Linked DNA regions of Homo sapiens: region 2 is linked to region 1. Evidence: chromatin loops called from intact Hi-C (ENCODE). Cell type or tissue: IMR-90. All regions are shown on one strand. Links, peaks and the distances in the headings refer to the core of each region. The heading gives the core; the rest is flanking DNA. Region 1 has its middle 140 kb from the start of TNFSF18. Region 2 has its middle 57 kb from the start of TNFSF18.

What was found. Peaks named below come from ENCODE experiments on the same cell type or tissue, not always from the same donor. Only the 100,000 strongest peaks of a DNase experiment are listed, where the experiment ranks them.
Region 2: a loop joins it to region 1, with 10 times the contacts of the local background. A loop is called at or near these places in 2 of 110 quality-filtered maps.

The regions. Positions count from the first base shown.
Region 1 is chr1:172,908,442-172,911,369 of GRCh38, reverse strand. No RefSeq gene overlaps it. Among named protein-coding and RNA genes, the nearest start is that of TNFSF18, 140 kb to the left of the region's middle. In IMR-90, for the core only: no CTCF peak of the experiment used is centred there; a DNase peak (open chromatin) is centred at 1,639; H3K4me3 peaks cover 472 bases; H3K27ac peaks cover 1,703 bases.
Region 2 is chr1:172,992,359-172,995,286 of GRCh38, reverse strand. No RefSeq gene overlaps it. Among named protein-coding and RNA genes, the nearest start is that of TNFSF18, 57 kb to the left of the region's middle. In IMR-90, for the core only: no CTCF peak of the experiment used is centred there; a DNase peak (open chromatin) is centred at 1,396.

The DNA.
Region 1 (2,928 bases), core at 193-2,692:
TTATAATGGGGAAAAGATACCATTTATGAAAAAATAAAACAGGTAAGTTAATGGGTGCAGCACACCAACATGGCACATGTATACATATGTAACAAACCTGCATGTTGTGCACACGTACCCTAAAACTTAAAGTATAATAATAATAAAATTTAAAAAAAAAAGAAACAGGCTTAGCAAAAAAATATGCAGGACCTATCTAAAGAAAGCTTTAAATTCTACCCAGGAAGATACAAGGAATCTGGAAACAATGGAAAATAACCGTTTTCTTTTTGGATAGGAATATGCAATATTTAAATGATATCAATTCTCTCTATATTAAGGCAGAATGTTAAAGCAATCCTGATAAACATACCAGGAAGATTTTCTATGATATGACAAACTGATAATAATAATAATTATATAAAAATACACAAAAAAAGTGATCAACAGGAAGAATCCACACAATGAGGGATGGATGAGTGGTACTCCTAGCTACTACAATATATCATGTCTCTCTCGTATTACCAGCACACAGAGGAACGCCAGTTATACAGTAGGCACTCAATAAATACACTGAACAAAGACATAAAAGAATGAATTTAGCCAGAATAATGAAAACTATTTGGTGCTGGTAGAGGCAGACAGATCTACCGAATAGCCTTGAGAATTTGGAGACATATCCAAATATACATGGGAAATTAGCATAAAATAAAAAGTGGTATTAGAATCAGTAAATGATGTTGGTATAATTAGGTAGCCATTTGTAGAAATCAAAAACAAAAAAGCTAGATGGCTACCTCACCCCTTATATCAAAATAAATTCCTGGTGCAGAAGGAAATAAAGGTTAATTTTATTTTACAGATGACCTTTCTAAACAAAATTAAAAGTCCAGAAACCTAAAGACAAAGATTAAAATGTTTGACTACCTTAAAAATTAATACATGTTTAAAAATTCAGCAGAAACAGGCAAACAAATAAACAAAACCCCATCATAAACTAGGAGTCATATAAGTTTGGAAGATAAATGGGATTTAGATTAATTTGTAACAGAAACTGAGGGAAGTTGGCAGTCTGGGAAGTAAGCAAAACCAGCATAAACAGTGCTAAGAAGATGAATAAAATGAGTGAGTATCCGATATGAGGGTCCGAATGGGGAGAAACAAAGGAAGCAAGTGGACAGTATTAGTCATTAGCTGGTTTACTTTTGTTTCAGCTGAGAGGCCGGAACCACATCTGCTCCTCCAGAGCGTAACAGGTAACAGTCCCTTCTTTGGATGCAGTTAACTATGATGCAACAGAAGAGATATGTGCCTAGATACGAATTCACAACATGTAGCCTCCGCTCGGTTGATGATTAGACTTTATACTAAAGGAATAAAAGCAGCAGAGGTGTTGGGTGTTTTTAGCATTCTCACTCTCACAGCATTGCTCAGAGTCCAGGCTGATGATAATCTGGGCTGAGAAGCAGAAAGACTCAGTCCCCAGCTGTCCACGGCCCCTCTCAGTACTGTATGGAATAGGTATGCCTCTCAGTGTTTTCCAATGATAGCTGTAGCCCTGTCCTGGCCAACTGGTCAGCTGAGCTACCCTTTGCACAGATGTATGTGGGATAGTCTTGGAGCCTATCCTGTGTACGTGGGATAGTCTCGGAGCCTATCCTATACCACAAGCAGCTTTGGAATAAACATCCTCTTTGGTGTGGAATGAGAGCTTAGTCATCCAAGGAAAAAATGCGAAAAGAGGGAGGAAATGATTACCTCTGCTTCTTAAAATCTTTTTGAATGTAAGTATATAAGTAAAACAAGGACCAAGAATGATAAGAGGGAGTTTCCATGAAAGTCCAGGAAGGGAGGTACTGTATTTGAGGTTTTGGTATAAACCATAGTAATCCTGCTTGCAGCTCTGGCAAATGCACTCCTCACTAGACCCCTGGGTTGGTTATTTTCTTTAATCCTAAAGGTCCAGAGTGCCACATGCTCTTTTACCTCACACTTGTCCCCTCCCCACCAACCTTTTTTTTAGTATGTGGGGTTTGGACCTATTCTGCCCAAAAAGTCTGGATTCTTGAGTCTTGGCCTTTCCAACATGCAGCAAGTAAAAGCTACTTAAATTTTTATGAGTAACGACTCTTGGCTTGAATTAACAGTTTTGCTAATCTTCAGTGAGTAGCTTTAACAATATTGCTATCTTTATGACAGAACGATTTATATTCCTTTGGGTATATACCCAGTAATGGGATTGCTGGGTCAAATAGTAGTTCTGTTTTTAGCTCTTTGAGGAATTGCCACACTGCTTTCCACGATGGTTGAACTAATTTACATTCCCACCATCACCAACAGTGTATACATGTTCCTTTTTCCCACAACCTCACCAGCACCTGTAATTTTTTGACTTTTTAATAATAGCCATTTTGACTGATGTAAGATGGTATCTCATTGTGGTTTTGATTTGCATTTATCTAATGATCGGTGATATTGAGCTTTTTTCGTAGGCTTTCTAGCTGCATGTATGTCTTCTTTTGAAATGTGTCTGTTCATGTTCTTTGCCCACTTTTTATGGGGTTGTTTGTTTTCTTCCTGTAAGTTTAAGTTCCTTGTAGATGTTGGTTATTAGGCCTTTGTCCAATGCATAGTTTCCTAAAATTTTCTCCCATTCTGTAGGTTGTCTGTTCGCTCAGCAGTTTCTTTTGCTGTGCAGAAGCTCTTTAGTTTAATTAGATCCCATTTGTCAATTTTTGCTTTTGTTACAATTGCTTTTGGCATCTTCGTCATGAAATCTTTGCCCATTCCTATGTTCAGAATGGTATTGTTCAGGGTTTTTATAGTTCTGGGTTTTCTATTTAAGTATTTAATTCATCTTGAGTTGATTTTTGTATATGGTATAAGGAAGGGGTTCAGTTTCAATCTTCCGCATATGGCTAGTCAGTTATCCCAGCACTATTTATTGAA
Region 2 (2,928 bases), core at 301-2,800, 84 kb before region 1:
CAGAGAGAATAGTGCTTGCAAAGGCGCAAAAGCCCGAAAACGATAAGCACATTCCAAAGATTATACGTAGTCTGGTGAATGGCGAGAAGGAGTATTGATGGGAGAGACTAAGAGTAGTCAAGACAATCAGGGTAAGATGTATATGCCATGGGTAGTGTACTTTTTTTTTTTTTAGTCTCACCAGTATCTCTTCCCCCTTCAAGGGATAATATAACCCTGGTTTTCTTTGGGAAACCACATATTCCAACTCCTTGTAACCTTGGTTAGCCTTTTCTTTGTTCAATCTCATAGGGAAGGTAATGACTAAAGGTGCCTCACCTAGGGTTATAGGTGCCTCACCTAGGGTTATAGCCTCCTTGTCATACTGATTAGTTTAAGGCATGTAACCCAAACTAGGCCTGTTGGAGCCTTGGGATACCAGATCTTTCTTCCTTTGGAATCTCGAATTATATAAATTGTTATAAGTAGTTACCTTCCCTGGCCTAAAGTTTTTGGCCAAATAAGGCAAACACACAGAGGAAAGCAGAATTCAAGAATGGAGTGAGAGAGAGCAAGAGAAAGGGAAAGGTGAAGGCTTGGTGACACTACTTGATCCCTGTGCCTGAAGTTTTTGGTTAATCCATGGACATTCAAGTCACATGATTTGTTTCTACTGGAGTCACTCTGAATCAAATTTTCATTACTCTGACCATAAAAGTTACATGAATGTTAAAACTATGTTAAGGATTTTGGACTTTATTATCTGGACAGTGAGGGGGGTTTTGTGTGATATATAAGCAAATTTAGTTTTGCCTAATAAATTCAAATTCCATTTAAAGAAGGTTGTTCTGGGAAGTGCATTAATTGGATGGACTTGGATTTGCCAAATATAACTTGTGTGATCTTAGATCTTCAGTCACGAAACTCTTCACATACATTTAATCTCTTGAAAAATGCAGAGCATTAATGCTGCTTTGGCCTTCCCCACAAAGGGCTATGTGAGGTTTTCAAGTGAGATCTGTGAAAGTATTCTGTAATGTGTTAAGTACAATATGTATATCAGTAAGTCATGAATATTAGAGAATATTGCCATAGTAAGGTTGTGAGTACATTTATTAGATTTTTTTTTGCTGAACTTGTGAATCAGATAGACTTTTTTATGAGGATTTATCATAATTTGGCTGACAACATACAAATCTGCTTTACCTAAAATTAAAAGAGAAAAAAGAATGGGATGGAAACAGGAAAAGAAAACAACAAAAAAACTATGGCCAAATTTGTTAGTGTGGATGCACCTGTTAGAAGAGCTGAAGAGTTTTGATGATATAAGATCACAGTTAGCAGCAGCGTGAACTGGTAGAAAGAAGAGTCAAGGGAGGAGACTTCAAATTCCAAGTATGTTTTTGACTCATTGTGTGACTATGGGAAGACATTCCTTAGCCTTCAAGAATCTAAATGTTGAGCTTTATCCTCAGAATTACTGGAATCCTAACGATCTGTGGGATTCTTTCTGCAACCTCAATATCACAAAGTGGAATCTGGCAATACTGGAAAATTGGATCCTGGGTATTGTCAAAAGAAATCTGGAGGACCATCTCTGAAAGCAGAGAGTAGCATGTTCTATGCATTCCTCAGTCTTTCTCATAGACTTCTCAGCTTTGACAGGGGCAGGGTCATGGTATATAGCTATTTGTGTTATTAAGCACCTGGCTTATGTAGGTGCTAACTTAGCAAATAGTTGATGGAAATGACAATCTCTAATAGAACAATGGTTGGCAGCAGTCAGGAAACAAACAAAAACTTTTAAAGGGCCCCAAGTTTTGATTTTGACCTCATTAGTGCCATGCTAAAATACACCTGAACCATCTAGTTCTTGGTTTTATCTATGGGAAACAATGGAGGAAGAGAACATCACCCAATAAGTGAAATGTCTTTGCCTTTTGACTTCTGCCTTATTCCAGCCAATTGCTCTATAAATTCCCTCCATTAAGTCAAACCAATCTCACTAATGGTGAAACAACTCAAAACATGCTACTTTCATGAACAAAGGTTGTTAATATGAATTTTTGTTTTTTAGTGACTGGAGGGCCACTCAGAACTCATTACTCTCAGCCTCCCAATAACTGCTAAGCAGGAACAGTTTTCTATGGTGCTATAGAGGATACTAATGTATAGTGGTAGAGTTCCAGATAGAATTTTAAATTGTATTCTGTACCTTCTCTTGGACAAAGCGATGACAATAGGAGGGAACTTTTTGTAATATAAGTTCAACTATGAAATCCTGAGAACATGCCTCGAGCCTTATTGCTCTTAAGGTTGAAAGTAAAGGTGTGAAATCAATCTATCACTCAAAAATGTTAATTGAGCATCTGTTGAATGCCAAACACTATGGTAGATGATCAGTCTACAGAGCTAATTAAGACTCATGAAGTCTTAATTAGCTTCATGAAGGCAAACATACCAAGAAATAATTTCAATATAGAATGTAAATGCTGTGATGGAGGTAGAGATACAGAGTAGCTTTGTCTGGTGTAGAATTTCTAGAAAAGCTTTATATAATGTAATATAAGGGAAAAAATTTGAATTAACTTTGGAAAAATGGGTAGAGATTCCGCTTGTGACTGTGTTGTGGGGCAGCTGGGGGATGGTTGAGAATAATCCAGGCAGAGGGAAGACTGGACATGCCTCCATTTTTCTTTTTAATGCACATGCTTTTCCATATACAATCTTTTTTACAGGATTTTTTTTTTTTTTTTTTTTTTTTTGGTCAGTGAAGTGGTGGCAAAGGAGAGACACATCAGAAACATCTTTTCAGAACCAATACATGCCATAAGAAAGAAGCTGAAGGCTGCTAATTTGATTACCTATAGCCATATTTACTATCCTAAAGTTTTACTCAGCTTGCCTTCCAGACCAAACTGGGATAGCATAGGGAAGGAGTTGGAGTTT